Regions from separate parts of the Mus musculus genome. Here region 1 is linked to region 2. The links are chromatin loops, found by intact Hi-C in ENCODE. Cell type or tissue: left cerebral cortex. All regions are shown on one strand.

What was found. Peaks named below come from ENCODE experiments on the same cell type or tissue, not always from the same donor. Only the 100,000 strongest peaks of a DNase experiment are listed, where the experiment ranks them.
Region 1: it touches region 2 in a loop (2.0-fold over the local background); 2 of 42 quality-filtered maps call a loop at or near these places.

What each region holds. Positions count from the first base shown.
Region 1 is chr1:34,458,651-34,466,650 of GRCm38, forward strand. Ptpn18 (protein tyrosine phosphatase, non-receptor type 18) reads left to right here and starts at 1,096. Exons shown (of 15, transcript NM_011206.2): 1 at 1,096-1,266; 2 at 4,052-4,160; 3 at 4,457-4,533; 4 at 4,619-4,714; 5 at 4,816-4,854. The coding sequence starts at 1,174. It overlaps Gm32504 (a long non-coding RNA gene), which reads right to left and starts at 2,385. Exons shown (of 4, transcript XR_373299.3): 1 at 1,109-2,385; 2 at 771-1,013; 3 at 1-614. In left cerebral cortex, CTCF peaks have their summits at 1,208 and 4,362 (motif pointing right); DNase peaks (open chromatin) are centred at 1,060, 4,341 and 6,025; H3K4me3 peaks cover 1,189 bases.
Region 2 is chr1:34,580,592-34,588,591 of GRCm38, forward strand. It overlaps Amer3 (APC membrane recruitment 3), which reads left to right. Exons shown (of 2, transcript NM_213727.2): 2 at 6,072-8,000. The coding sequence starts at 6,091. Among named protein-coding and RNA genes, the nearest start is that of Amer3, 4.9 kb to the left of the region's middle. In left cerebral cortex, a CTCF peak has its summit at 3,611 (motif pointing left); a DNase peak (open chromatin) is centred at 3,524; H3K4me3 peaks cover 334 bases.

The DNA of each region.
Region 1 (8,000 bases), 120 kb before region 2:
TTGGCAATGCTTGAAATTCTTTGGTTCCCTTGCAGGTGGTGCTACTCCATCTGCTGAAGCCTGTTTTGGAAAGAACCCCCTTTTATTTTCTTTTGTGTGTAGGGAGATACACCCTCACTATAGAGCCTGTGTAGTTGTCCAAGGACAACACTCTGGAGTCGATTTTCTCCTTCCACCATGTGGGTCCTAGGTATCAAATCCAGGTTGTCATGTTTATTTAGTGGCAAGGCATTTACCTACTGAACCATTCCACCATCATTAAAACATTTTCCTTTCTCTCTCTCTCTCTCTCTCTCTCTCTCTCCCTTCCTTCCTTCCTTCCTTTCTTCCATTTTTTTTTTTAACTTTGAGACAGGATTTCATCACAAGCTAACTTTGAATTCACAATGTAAGCTAGGGTGACCTTGACTTTCTGATTTTCTTGCCTCCACCTTGTGAATGCTGGGACAGGCACTCTACCAATTCAGCTACAAACCTTAGCACGGCTCTTCTCCAGTCTTTAGTCTCCAGGACCCCAGGAGCTTCAGCATAAGATCTTCTTCAAACTCCTGAAGGGGGACGGAGTGAGTGTTGAGACCACTTTTCCTCCCAATGCCTCTCTAGTCTCTTCCTCCCTGAGGGGTATGGGTTAAGATCCACAAGTTAGGACTGAATCCTGGTGTCCCCGCTTTTCCAGCAGGTTCCAAAAGTGAAATCACACCCCCTACCCTCAGAAATAGGCCTTTTCCCAGAGCAAAGTGCAGGGAATATATTTATTCGAAGTCCCCGACCTCTCTCATATTCCGCTGTCGCACGACTGTGAACCTCAGCGCTCGCAGGACTCCGGAGCAACCTTGGGAACCCGGCCTGCGAGATTGAGAGCGCAGCCATCCCCCTGGAAAGGCCAATGGGACTGAGCGTTCCGTGCGGACTCCACCAGCTTCACGGCAGCCGAAGCACCCGAGGCGCCAGTGGGGAATTGCGGGACCCGCAGCTACTTGGACGGCCAGTTCGGCTGCGGTGGCAGCCAGCACCTATGGGCGGGACGAACGGAGTGAACTCCTAGTGCCATTGGCCGAGGAGCCTGCCAATTACCGGTCTTCATTGGCTGCTGGAATGGAGGCCCCACCTCGCAGTGGCTAAATTCTCGGAGTCGGATCACTCCTTGTGGGAGACCTCAGAGCGGGTCGCAGCATGAGTCGCCATACGGACTTGGTGAGGAGCTTCTTGGAGCAGCTGGAGGCCCGGGACTACCGGGAGGGGGCAATCCTCGCTCGTGAGTTCAGCGTGAGTGACACTCCAGCCATCAAGCTTCGCAGCCAGGCGCTCCCCACGGCTGTCCACCTGTGCAATATGAAAGCTCTGCCTTTTCCTCTCAGCTCCCGGGGCGTCTCCTCCCTCCTGCTCTCGGCTTTCCTCTTCCCGCACTTCTCTCACCCTGACTCTCCCAGCCTTCCGCACTTTGCCCACAGGTGCCCAGAGGGTGAAGACGGCTACTGTTTAGGAGGAGCCAGACACACTCAGGTGTCGGTGTCGAGCTCCCGGTGCAATCTTCTCCCTAGCGGGGCCGTGGCTTCCGCCGTGGAGGGAGGCAACACACCTGCGCTGGACTCGAGTCCCCAACCCGGGCCACTCCTGGGTCACCTTGTAATCCCAGGGAGGAAGTGGTTTGGGGCAGCAGAAAGAGGAACGAGGAAACTTGTAGCCTAGCCTAGGTTTCGCGTTACCAGTCTATCCTAGGGCTTTTCAGAACTGTGGCCCTGGGAGCTCTGACTTCATTTTCACCTGTTTTGAATTGTGAATGATAAAAGACAAGCCGGTTTGAAAATTAGGTGGTTTGGGTAGATGCACCTAGCACGCGTTGGGTATTCACTGGCTATATTAACTGTATGCACCTGCCTTTAACATGGTTTACAAAGGTTGTAAACGTTACCTCGGGCCAATCAAGCTTGTGAGAGCTACTGCCACTCAACAGCCATGGCACACAACATGTAATGACGTATTTTAAATAGAGTGACATGATCCAAATACGTAATACACTATCTCAAACTTAGAAATGTAAATGACAATGATATAAAAATAAGTGTGACATTAAATGATCACTTACAGCCTGGCATGGTGGCACATGCCTGTAATTCTAGCAGTTGGTAGCCTAAAACCGGGGGATAACCATGAGTTCAAGGCCAGCCTGAATTACATAATTTTGTGACCACTCTGGAATACTCTGGAGATTGTTTCAAAGAATGAAAAAGATAGTTTACACAGGCCAATATGTAAACCAGTAACAGTGAAACTCTGGTGGTGGTGCATGCCTTTAATCCTAGCACTTGGAGGCAGGGAAAGGAAGGTTACTGTAAGTCTGAGGTCAGTCTGGTCTACACAGTGAACTCCAGGACAGCCAGGGATATGTAGGAAGACCTTGTCTCTAAAACAATAAAAAAACCAACCAAACAAAAAAAATAACCCCAACTAACTAAATAAGCAAAACAAACAAACAAAAACCCAACAAAGCAACCAAACACCACAACAGATACAACAAACATTAATAAGAACCAAATTTATAGCAGGGTGATGATGGCACACACCTTTGATTTCAGCACTTGGGAAGCAGAGCCAGGTGAATCTCTTGAGTTCAAGGCCAGCCTGGTCTACAGAGTGAGTTCCAGGACAGCCAGGGCTACACGGAGAAATCCTGTCTCGCAAACCTAAAACCAAACCAAACCAAAAAACCCAAAAAGCAAGCAAACGAACAAACAAACAAACAAAAAACCCAAACCAAATGTATTAAGTTAGTAAGTAAATATACACACAAGCATATGGACAGGTTAAATGTGAGTCTAGATAATTTTCATATGTAAATGCTGTAACAGAAGAACTACTAGCATAAAGTATACATTTTATAAGCAAGAAGATATGCATAAACAGGAAGAAGGTGTCTCTGGGGGCTGGAAAAACCTGACCAACATAAGTAAACCACTTTGGAATGGTGGCCCAAACACAATGCCAGTCATTGCAAATATGAGCACCCGATAAGAGCGGTACTCTTCACCAGTTATAATAATGCAACAGCTATAAAGCACCTATAGCATCTTCCTACATGTTATACCTCATATCTATAGCATATTGTCATGCTGTACCTTGTTTAAAGTATTTTTAATTTTTATTTGGCGCATGTAGCTATATATGTATGTATGCATGTGTGTATATAGATACTCTTGGAGACTAGAAAAGGCTATTGAATCCCTGAAGCTGGAGGTACCAGCACTTGTGATCTGGCCAGTGCTAGTGCCAGGAACCAAACTTGGTTCTCTATAAGAGCAGAAAGCACTCCTAACCACTTAGCCATCTTTTCTAAGCCCTATTATTTTTTTGAGACAGGGTCTTGAGACAGGTTCAGGCCGGTCTTGAATTGAATATGTAGCCAAGGATGACTTTGAACTTGTTTAAATTATATGTGTGCACACATGTTCTGGGGGAACTGGACAACCATGAGAGCTACTTTTACCCTTCTATCTTACCTTGGGGTGAAAGTCAGGTTATCTGGCTTGGTGGCAAACACCTCTACCCACTGATGCATCTCCCTGGCCCCAGTTTAATTTGTTTTGGGGGTGGGGGTCTTGTTCATGCCACAGCACCTATGTACAGTCAGAGGACAATTTTCTGGTGTCAGGTCTCCTTATGGTGTGGGGATATAGGGATTGAGTAGAAAATCTTCAGGCCTGTGCAGAAAGTGCTTATTATATGCACCGAACTATCTTTTGGGTCTAAATGATGCATATTTTATTATGATTTATAGTACATTATAACATGATTGAATGTGCAGATCTGAGAGGTCTGGATTCAATCTTTATTGGGGTACCTCCTTGAGGGACCTTTGGCAAGTTACTCAACCACTCACTACCTACATCAACGTTCATCTGCACAATGGGGAGAGTGGATAGCCCCCCACTTGGGATGTCTAAATCCCCTAGCACTGGGCCTGACTTTCACCTGCTGTCCTAGATATTATTACACAGATGCTAGTACGGCTGGGTCTCACTCTGTTCTTTCTGCTCATGGTGCTTTCCACTAGGACATTAAGGCCCGCTCAGTGGCCTGGAAGTCTGAAGGTGTGTGTTCCACTAAAGCCGGCAGTCGGCTTGGGAACACGAACAAGAACCGCTACAAAGATGTGGTAGCATGTAAGTCAGTGGGTATCTTGAGGGAATCAGTGCCACTTGCACAAATGCTGGGTGGCAGTGCCCATTTGGCCGCACCCACCCACAGCCAGCCCCTCCCACTCTTCCTCCCTCCCCTCAAACCCCGCCCCCCGCCACTCCCCAAAGCATGCTATTGCTTGTGCTTGAGGTAGCTGCATTACTCCCTGAAGCCACAAGGGGGCAGAGCTCCACTAGTGTGCTGTCACCCCGCTTGCTTTTGCCTGGGAGGGCGTCAGTGACTTGACACCCACCCCTCCACATGTCCCACCCTCTCCCAGATGATGAGACAAGAGTCATCCTTTCCCTGCTCCAAGAGGAGGGACATGGAGATTACATCAATGCCAACTTCATCCGGGTCAGGCTAGTGATCAGGGGAGGGGTGGCTTTGGGGTGGGTTGGGACAGGCTTCAGCATCTCGTTAATGAATGGGCCTTTCCTAGGGCATAGATGGAAGCCAGGCCTACATTGCGACGCAAGGACCCCTGCCTCACACACTGTTGGACTTCTGGCGCCTGGTTTGGGAGTTTGGGGTCAAGGTCAGCTTTGCGGGACAGAGAGAGAGGGGCATGGTTCTGAGTCCCTGTCCTTCCGATTTCTCCTTACTCAGTGGCCTCCGTCTTCCTTACCTTTTGTCTAGGTAATCCTGATGGCCTGTCAAGAGACAGAAAATGGACGGGTATGTATCCTCAGCCTCCTAGAATGCAAAGAAGGCTTGTGCAGGGAGGAGAGGAGGCGCGGAGTCTCCTTCTTGTCCCTAGAACCAGAGTCCAGTCCCTGCCTGACTCCACTGCAGCTCTGCAAAAGCCACTGGTCCTAATTTTGCCTTGATCTTTTTCCTTTTGATCATGGGGTTGTCCCCACAGTACTGGCAGCCCGATCAGCCCACATCATGTACTGAAGAGTCTCCACCCTGGTCTCTTTATACCCTTGCCTGCTTCTTATACTCCCCTCTACAGGCTCTGTTTGGGGATGTCCTCTGCCATGGGTTTTACCATTGCCCATTCTGTTACCTGGACCTTCACGTGGTGTCACACCCCCACATGCCCACCTCTAACTCTTTCCTGTGTCTTACCATTTTCCTTCATAGTTCTTGTCTACCTCAACACATGGGATAATTCTAAAAGGGGAAATGCACATCACAGTAGTATGACGACCCTCCACAAGCTATTATTTTTACCTTTGACTATCTTCTTACCGGGATACAATTCTCCCGTTTAGCCAGGCATGCCAGCTCCCAGTGTGTACTTCAGGTTCTTAGGAGGCCAAAGTAAGAGCATCAAAACTTTGAGGCTGCCGGGCGGTGGTGGTGCACGCCTTTAATCCCAGCACTCGGGAGGCAGAGGCAGGCAGATTTCTGAGTTCGAGGCCAGCCTAGTCTACAAAGTGAGTTCCAGGACAGCCAGGGCTATACAAAGAAACCCTGTCTCGAAAAACCAAAAAAAAAAAAAAAAAAAAAAAAAAAAGCCAAAAAAAAAAAAAACCAAAACCAAAACCAAAACCAAAAAAACCCCTGAGGCCAGCCTGGGCAACTCAGGGAGACCATCCACACATTCACCACCCTGTTAGCAGTCCCAGCCCATGTTTAAAGTCACAGGCAACCCCTAGTCCCCTAGTCTCCTTTTGATGCCAGCAGATTTGCCTACTCGGCATGTTTAACATGAAATGGAATTGTGTGGCACGTGCCTTCCACGACTGGCGTCTTCCTCTTTGTGTTCTCGGTTCTTGCATCCAGAAGCATGGCCCTAGTGTACTTCTTTTGATTGCTGAATAGCACCTTGAACGCACCTACATCTCACTCCTCCTCTAAGCAGTTTGTAGATGCTGGATTGCTTCTCTGAATCACACCGCTGTGAACTTTCGTATGCAAGCCTTTGTGTGGACATGAACTTAGAGTTTGCACTAGGTGGAACTGCTGGCTCATAGAGGAACTCTAATTTTAACTCTAGTTTAAGGAAGTGACAGGCCATTTTCCAGAGTAGCTGTGTCAGGTTACTTTTCCATCCACAGTACACAACTCCAGTTTCCTTACATCCTCGCCAACAGTTCTGATTCCTTCTCATTTTGAAAACCTTTTACTTACTGTGTATAGGGGCATGCGCATGTGTGCACATGTGTGCCGTGGAATGGGGCAGAGGTCAGAGACAAATTTGGGAAGTGGATGTCTCTTTCATCCATGTGGGTCCCTGGGATTGACTTGGCAACAAGTGTCTTTACCCATGAGCCATTCTGCCTGTTACCCCTGTTCCCTGCCCCCCCTACCCCCATTATAGCCATTGTTGGAAATATAAGGGAGTCTCTAACTGGGTCTTGTAAACCTTGTGGTAAAATATATGTAAACATAAAAATCGCCATGTAAGGGACTGAAAGATGTCTGGAGGTTAAGAGCACTTGTTACTCTGTAGAGGACCTGAACTCCTAGGTAGTACCTACATCAAGTAGCTTATAATTACCTATAACTCCAGCCCCAAAGGGATCTGATGCCCTCTTCTGGCCTCCTTGGGCACCCAACACACACACACACACACACACACACACACACACACACACACACACAGCATAAACTCCTCCTCCTCCCCTGGTCCTGGCCACCTGTCTTCTGTCCCTATTGTTGCCTGTCCTAGCCGCACCGTGTAAATGGGATTATAAAATATGTGTCCTTCTGTTTCTGGTTCCTTTCCCTTGATGGTTTTAAGGTCTGTCCATGATGTCATGTGCACCAGAATGTCATTCATTGTAAGACTGAATATGCCATGGCTTTGTGTCGTGTTTCCTGTACCCATTCATCTGCTGATAGACAGTTGGGCTGCTCTCCCTTTTAGACCACGGTTGGCACACACTGATAAAACAGTTTATGTTTGCTTCTGGCTTTCGTTTTCATTTGTGTGAGTCAATGCATGTCCATGTGTGGTTATGGATATGTGTCTCTGTCTCGTGCATCTCACTATATCACCTTGGCTGGCCTGGAACTCACAGAGATCCACCTGTTTCTGCCCCCCCCCCCCTGCTTCTGCTATATTGCTAGGTTTAAAGACTTGTGACACTCTGCTGGCTCTTTTGTTCCTTTAGGGGTCCTCCCTGAACTCAGTCCTTGAATTTTCTCAGCTTGGCTAGAAGCTGGCAAGCCCCAGAGATCTTCCTGTCTCTGCCCACCGCTGAGCTGGGGCTACAAGCATACAAAGGTGCCTAGCTTGTTATATGGGTGCTAGGATCTGTGCTCCAGTGTTCATGGTTGTGTGGCACTCTTAATTGCTGAGCTCTCTCTCTAGAACTGTCTATTTTTTTTTTCAATTATTTGAATATAAATCTGCAGCAGAATTGTTTAATTTTTTTTTTTCCACAGTGGCTAGAACTTTTCGGCTTCTATTGGCTAGGGGTTTTGGTCTCTCCCTATGTTCAGCCACACTTGCTATTTTGTATGCATTCATTGTGTGGTGTGCACATATTTAGAGATCAAAGGAGGATGTCAGGTGTCCTGTGCTGTCCACTTTCTGCTTTTTTTCCTTGACTCGGGTGTTTCTCTTAGCCTAGAACTAGGCTGGCAACCATAGCCTAGAGATCCTCTGTTTGTTCTTTGCCCCTACGATGTTGGAGTTACAGGGTATACCAGCCATCTCCCATGGGTGCTGGGTCTTTGAATTCAGATCCTCATTCTTGTTCAGCATCTGTTCTTACCCATGAGCCATCTCTCCAGGTCAACAGTTATTTACCTCCCACTCATGGGGATGGAGAAATGGCTCAGCGGTTAAAAGTGTATTCTGCTGTTGCAAAGGACCCACATTTGGTTCCTAGCACCAACATCAAGTGGCTTACAAGGACTTGGAA
Region 2 (8,000 bases):
TAGAGAGGTCGCTTCGTGAAGTGTTAATTTTGTAGTAAACTCCTGTCCTGGTGTGCTGAGAGTCAGAAGCAGACACGAACATCTCCATGATCGCCTTTCTGCTGATCTCTGATGTAGTTTCAGATTCACATTCCTTTCCCCCCATTCTCTCTTGTCCCAAGTTTCCACTTTCACCTGTAGCTCCTCACACTCCGTCCAGGGTCCTTGGGTCAGCTATGGCCTCCTGACTGATCTCCTGGCCTGTTCCCATTGCTCTTTCAGTCACCGCTGCATCCATGTTTATATGTCTCTTTTCCTTGGGGCCTTTTGCAGGGTGTGTCCACTGTCTAGAATGCACTTTCTGTGTCTCCTTGGTCTTCTGCTGTCTTTTAGGTTTTCACATCCTTGAAAGAGAATGGATTAAATAAGTGTCCTGCATGGGTTCTGAGCTCATGGAATGCAAAGGTTCATATTAGAGGTGAGAGGCTGCTTAGTGTAGTTGGGGGCCTGTCTTTGAAAATTATTAGCATAAATTGCGTTTGTAGAAGTAAAGTTTCCAGACCCAATATCCTTTTTAGGAATCTGAAATGTGTGAAATTTCATCAAATGAAACATATGGTCAAGGTGTTTCAAACACATAAAACACTTCATTTAAATACGTAACACCATCTTAAACTGTCAGTAGTAGAGTTGGAGGTCTGAGCCTTAGAGACTTTCCACGGAGACTGGGAAGATGGTAACTTGGTCAGTAAAGAACTTGGGGCCTCTCAGATGACTTGGTGAGTTAAAAACACTTTCTGCAGTGCCTGATGACCTGAGTTGGATTCCTTGGGCCTGCACAGTGGAAAGAGAGATCAGACCATTGTAGCTTGTCTTCTGGCCTCCTCACATGCATCATGGTACCTTAGTGCATGCATGCACACATGCACACACAAACAGTAATAAAAATTTTGCTAAAACTTCAAGCAAGTCCAAGGAGCTGGTTTCAGTCCCCAGGAGCCACATAAAAATCCAGTCACGTGGCATAGACTTGAAATCTCTAAACTTAGGGAGATAGGTAGATCCTTGGGAGCTCACTGTCTAGTCAGTCTAGCTTGCTCAGGAAGCTCCAGGTCTCAGTGAGGGACTGTTTCAAAAGCAAAGTGGATGATGGCTCCTGAGGAATGAATGACACTGGAAGTTGACCTCTAATCTTCATGTCCACAGGTCTCTCTCTCTCTCTCTCTCTCTCTCTCTCTCTCTCTCTCCCTCCCTCCCTCCCTCCCTCCCTCCCTCCCTCTCCCTCCCTCCTCTCCCCCTTTCTCTTTCTCTCTTTTTTTCTCTCACACATACGCACACACACACTCATGCATGCACACACACATATAAAGATACATATACAACATACAATACACATATGCACATATACACACATACATGCACACGCATATACACATGCACATATAAACACATAGACATACACACACAGACACACACACACATGCAATAGTGTATACAATTGTCTGTTACAGTTGAAGCCCTGGACTTTGAAAACCTTTAAATCTTGCTCTAGAGTAAGCACTAGAATCAAATATAAGTGGTGGCTAAGCTCCGCAGACTACAAGGCAGGTACCACCTACTTCCTTTGGACCTGTCATGAGTTTACACGGACTGACAGGTTGTTAGCCACAGGGTTATAAAACAGAGTGCCTCTCAGATGACTTGATCTTGGTTTTTCTGACTGAGAAGCTAAAGACATTTAGCCTCTGCCCCCAGGCAGTGCTGGTTTAGTATCTGGCCGCTCACATAAATCCTTCTCTGCTTCCGAAAGCTGTTGTAGAAGGTGACTGCTCAATTAGCTTCCCATCGGGCAGAAGGCTCCCATTTCCAAAGAGAAGGGCTGGATAAAGTAACAGGATAGATTTCCAAAGACAGGCTGGATTAGACATTTTGATGTGAACACTGATTGAAGCGACAGGCCGCTGCCTAGGACTGAGGTCTCCAGTGTGCTGTCTTGAAGTTTGCTACTCGGTCTTATTGCATACACAGTGGCAATGAAGCTTATGAGGTCCTAGCTGTATCACTATAAGGGATACAGTCCAGTATACAGTCCTTTGTATCGTCGTCCTGGGAGGATCACATTCTAAGTTCAGAATGGAATGAAATGTCCACCCTTTCCTGATTTTAGCTCACGTGACCACGCTGCAGATTAGAAACTGGTATTTTTTTTTTTTTTCTGAAAGAGATCTCAGTCTAAACAGTTTAATTCTTACAGGTGCAAAATTTTATATACAGGGAAATAATCTTTAATGTAGCCGGATGAAATGACTTCCAGGGATACAGTAACTAAAATATGCTCGCTGAACACTGAGAGGCATGAATAAACTAGATATCCTGTAACAAATATCTCCTTTAAAATCACACGGTTTTCAAATATAAATGTTTCTAAATTACAAAGTTATAATTTTTCTAATTTGTGTTAGGCTTGCAACCTGAAGTCTTTACCTTCATTGTGTTTTCCAGAATTCCTAATGAGAACACATTTATTCATTTAAGTTTCTCACAAAAGATAGTTCTAGTGGGATGTGGTAGTACATAACCTGTAATCCTGGTACTCTAGAGGTTGAGGCAGGAGAATGAAGTATTCAAGGCTAGCCTGGGTTACTGAGTGATGAGAGGTTGAAGGAGGGAGGTAGAGATCTTGATCATTGGTTCAGGGGTTCAAGTCCCAGCTTTACTACCAATGGCTTAGTTTATTGGCTTTTCTGAAGTTGAATTTTAGAAAAGGAATTCTTTTAATTTTTAATGATGTGCATGCATGAGTGAGTATGTGCATGTATGAGTGAGTATGTGCATGTATGTGCAGATACCTGAAGAGGTGAGGAGACAGGGTCATACCTGCACCCCCTTCTCCCAGAACTGGGAGTTACAGGTGATTGTGAACTCCCTAGTGTGGGTTCTAGGAACCAAACTCTGCTCTTCGGAGAGAGCAGCACGTGCTCTTAACTGCTAAGTCATTTCTCCAGCCCTGAGCTCATACTTTGTAAAGTGATGATTACAGTAGTTTGTCCCTTGTAAGCGTAGGGGCCAAGCTTTCTGCTTGGTTAGGTGGGTAATAGCAATGCTCAAGTTGAGTCCCTTGCCACCAGACCCTGCATAATAAGCACTTTGCCATGTGCATTAGAGCTCACCAAACCTGTAAAGGAATGCGAGAGGCAGAATGCTCTGAGGAGAAATCTGCAGGGTCAGGATGGAAAAGGCTTGGGCCCTCGCCATCTCCCAACAAGCTGAACAGCAACCCTGATGCCTGAGGCACGGTGCCCACCCGTCTCCCAGGAGACTGAAAAGCCACCATGGCACCTGAGGCACGGTGCCCAAGAGCTATTGTGCTGTGATTAAAGGAGCCACACAGAGGGAGAGCTAAGCCTGTGCTCTGTGGCTCTCCTGAACAATGCAGACTACTTGTCTTGTCCCCCAGCCAAAAGTCCCAGATGTCACTTGGACGGGAGAAAGTGCTACCCCCCAGGTGCAAGCAGGTGGCAGCAGTGCAGTCAGCTTGCCCATGAGTCCCTGTGATGCTGGCTTTGCCCACTTGAAGCTGCATGCAGGGGCACTTCTGGGACTCTGGCCAGCCTGACTGCCAGATGGCTTTCATGCTGCCATCTAGAGGCAACCAGGAGGCTTCTTTGGGGCAGTTTATAGGGCTGAACCTGCTGCAAGCCCTCCTCACAGGCTGGGGCTGGGATGAACAAATGCAGGGGATGACCACAGAGCAGTCCTAGAGAGACCTCAGCCTCAACATCTCTAGCCAGGTGGACAGAGGCTGACCTTCAGGCCACAGGCAGAGAGAGTTTCTGCTAGGGCTGGGGAAAGAGCTCAGAAGGTTCTCCAGCCATGCGCTGGTTTTCCATTTCTTGCTAGGGTCCTCTGGCTCTATACATCTACCCTAAGGGCTGCATGTTCTAAACCAGATTCTTCTCTTACAAGCCAGCCCTTTGGTCTCTAGTGTCAGGACTCCCGTCCTGCCTTCTTTTTATGTGACTCCTGAAGCCTGGCATTCCCCCCCCCCCCTTTGGAAGACTCTGACTCCACTTCTAGAACAGCCTCAGGCTCTTTGGTCAGCCTCTTGTGGTTCCTTTCTCCTCATCGATTCTGCAAGTCCGGCCTCCTTAATGTCCCTGCTTCCACACACTCACCAGAAGACTCAAGTGCTTCTGGGATCCCGGGATACAGCCAGGGAAGGCCCAGCTATGACAGAACAATCAAGTCACTAGCACATTCACCACCCAGCAAAGCCCCCGACTCCCAGTGCTGACTGTAGCATCTTCTGCCATGAACTCAGCCTGGTCACCAGAAACCATCTCTAGATGGACTCCAGGCGATATCTGTCAGTGACAGCTGCCTGCCTTTCTGGTCCATGATATTCTGTGACATGTGCTGTGCCTTGCTGCCATGAGATTCCCTCCTCCCCTGGCTCATGCTTTGCAAACCCTGTGAGATTTTTGGCTGCCTCTTGCTTGAGAGCCTCGGTACAGACTGAGTCTTACTTTCCCCAGCAGATGCCTGGTCCTCCCTTGATGCTTCAGGCCTGGGAGGCATCCTACTTCCCCAACTCCTCCATACTATATACTCAGAAGGCTGAGATGCTCCTCCTGAGGATGTGGTAAGGGTAGGTGCTATGTGACTTTTCTTGGGGTGAGCGAAACAAACATCAATTTGCCAGACTAAATAAATCATTCCACTGTAGCCTGATTTTCGAACCAGCATCTTCATTGGGTAACTTCTAACAGTGTAGGCAGGGTGTCCCTTTGGGTGGTGGTGACTCCAAGGCTGTTTGCATAACTTGCAGGAAGCTCAGCTGGTTATCATTGTTACTGCTTGTATAGCCAGGAGTGTGTGTGCCCTTGTGAGTCTTGTAAATTTCAGGATATTGCAGGATTTGTTTACTTTCTATGGGTTAAGGAGCCTTCCCTGGCTGCCCAGGAGAGAGTGTTTCAGTTGGGAAGGAATAGCCTCATAACAGATAGAGGGTGTTGTTATTGAATTCCTGGGCCTGGAAATGGGAACCTGAATTGACTGGAGAGCTCAAAGAGTGCTTGGGCAACTTGAAAACGTAAAAGGTGGCATCCTGTTCCTCTTTCTTCTTTCCCTCTCCATGGAGAATCCACTAGGGCTAAAGCACCGGAATCCATCAAGTCATGTGAGCAGGGGCAGGCTGGCCTTTCAGAGCCTACAGACTTTATAATTTTTGCACACAGCACTGGCTTACTTTCTCCTCCTCCTCCTCCTCCTCCTCCTCCTCCTCCTCCTCCTCCTCCTCCTCCTCCTCCTCCTCCTCCTCCTCCTCCTCCTCCTCCTCTTCTTCTTCTTCTTCTTCTTCTTCTTCTTCTTCTTCTGTTTTTGCTTTTTTGTTTTTTTGAGGCAGGGTTTCTCTGTGTAGCCCTGGCTGTCCTGGAACTCTGTAGACCAGGCTGACCTCGAACTCAGAAATCCACCTGCCTCTGCCTCCTGAATGCTGGGTCCTTCTTCTTTTTTAAAGATTTTTTTATTTTATATATGTGAGTATGCTGTCGCTGTTGCTGTCTTCAGACGCACCAGAAGAGGGCATTGGATTCCATTGCAGATGGTTGTGAGTCACCATGTGGTTGCTGGGAATTGAACTCAGGACCTCTGGAAGAGCAAGCAGTCAGTGGTCTTAACTGTTGAGCCATGTCTCCAGCCCCTGGCTTCCCTTCTTGTTGCAGTAATAATATACCTTCCAAAAGCAACTTAAGAATGAGTCTGTTTTGGCTCACCGTTTGAGGGGATGGTGGTAAGGCTTGGTGACAGGAGCAAGAGGCTGGTTGCTTCTGGTCACACTGTATCTGCCATCAACAAGCAGAAAGAGTGAACTGCTACTTCTCCGGGTGTCATCTCCTTTTTCCATTGAGTCTGGGGTCCATGGCATGCTCTCCAAATCCAGGGTGCACCTTTCCATCTCAAATGACCCAATCTTAAAACATCTCTCACAGACACACCAAAAGAAGTGTTTTCATGAGGATTCTAAATCCAGGCAAGCTGACAGTAAACCGTAACCATCACAGATACTATGTGCCCTCTGCTTTCTTCCACAGTGGCAAGAAGACTGTCAACATGGAGCTGAGGAGAGGAAAGACCTTCATCAAATCTAGCGTGCAGATTTCTCACGAGAAACTCATAGACTCACCAGCCAAGGAGGACCCAGACAAGTGGCCACTGTCGCTGGGAGAGCAGCAGCGAGCCTATGGCGAGAAGAGCTCCCAAACAAGTCCCTGTTCCCAAGGATACGGCCGGTGCCCCAACAAAGAGGTCCTGTCTGATCCTGAAGGGGGTCCCGTGCCCCTCTGTGGAACCACCTTCAAGTTGGTGCGCAAGAGTAAGACTCATGACAGTGTTCCAGGGGCTGTGAAGGCGGCGGCCCCCACAGGGCAGATGGTAGGTAGCACAAGCTTCTCAGAGACCCCAGGAGGTCAGCGCATGATCGACTACCGCCACTTTGTGCCCCAGATGCCCTTCGTGCCAGCTGTGGCTAAGAGCATCCCAAGAAAAAGGATTTCTCTGAAAAGGTCCAAGAAGTGCTTTCGAAACCTATTTCACATGCGCAGAAGCAAGACTGAGAACTTGGCCTCGCTCTCAGCCAAGGGGAAGAACCTCTCACCCTCCGGGGTCCCAGCGCAGCAAGGCACGGCTTTCCTCTCCATGGGTGAGGGGCTGGGGCTGGACAGCCTATGCCAGGACCTGTCTGACAGTGAGTTTCTACATGACTCACCCTTTGACCTCTGCAGCGCCCTGTGTGAGGATGTGGCCTCACTGAAAAGCTTCGATTCACTTACAGGTTGTGGGGAGATCTTTGCAGATGGGAGCTCGGTGCCATCTGTGGAGCTGAAGGACGGCCCAGAGAGCCCAGCCCATTCACCTCAGGCTCTGGACTGCAAGACTCCCTGTGGCCCCGCCCAGGGTGGTATGGAACAGCTGATGTCACCTGCCCAGAATGAAGCATCAGACTTCAACAAGTTCTGGGACAGTGTGAATCGCTCTGTGCAGCAGCAGCAGCGTGCTCTGATGGGCCCATGGTTGACGAGTCCCGAAGGGACAGAAACAGACCAGACCAGGCTAGACACATCTGGATTAGCTGAACTACCCCTGTTCCCTTGCAGGGGTCCCCCCAGCGGTTCCAAAGCCAGCTCCATAGACACAGGTACCCCCAAAAGTGAACAGCCAGAATCTGTGTCCACAAGCGATGAAGGTTACTATGACTCCTTCTCTCCAGGCCTTGAGGAGGAGAAGAAGGAAGCTGCGAGCCCAGGCACGCCTGCAGCCACTTTCCCCAGGGACAGCTACAGCGGGGACGCCCTCTACGAACTATTCTATGACCCCAGCGAGGCCCCTGTTGGCCCAATCCTGGATGATGACTGTGTGTCTGAGAGTCTCTCGGGGCCTGCCCTAGGGACCCCGTTGTCTATGTGCAGCTTCCGGGTGGGAGCCGAGGAGAACCTGGCCCCAGCGCCAGGCCCTGACTTGCTCAGCCAGGGTTTCCTACAGAGTACCTGGAAGGGCAAGGAATGTTTGCTGAAGCTCTGTGACACAGAACTTGCCATTACCATGGGCATTGTCAACTGGCTGCGCAGAACCCCACCGGCCACTTCCCCTACCCCTGCATCTACCCCTGCCCCTACCCCTGCCCTTGTCCTTAGGGAGCCTGCTGCCCCACCTGACCCCCATAGAGTTCTCAGAGGAGCATCAGTGGGTGTGAAAGGCAGGGAAGACCAGGCCACGACATGCTTTCCACCCAGCAGGCAGGAGCCCTGGGCACATTCAGGAACCAAAAACTTGCTTGTTAGAGAGTGTGAGGTCTTAGGAGAGCCTGCAAGGGGTAGTAAGACTCCATCTAAGGATGACTCTCTAGAGGAAGGAACACAAGACTTCTCTGAAGGCCAGTCCTCCTCTGAAGCTACCATGACAAGCATTTCTGGGAACAACAAAGCTGTGACCTCTGCCACCTGTCTCAGCTCACAGAAGGAACT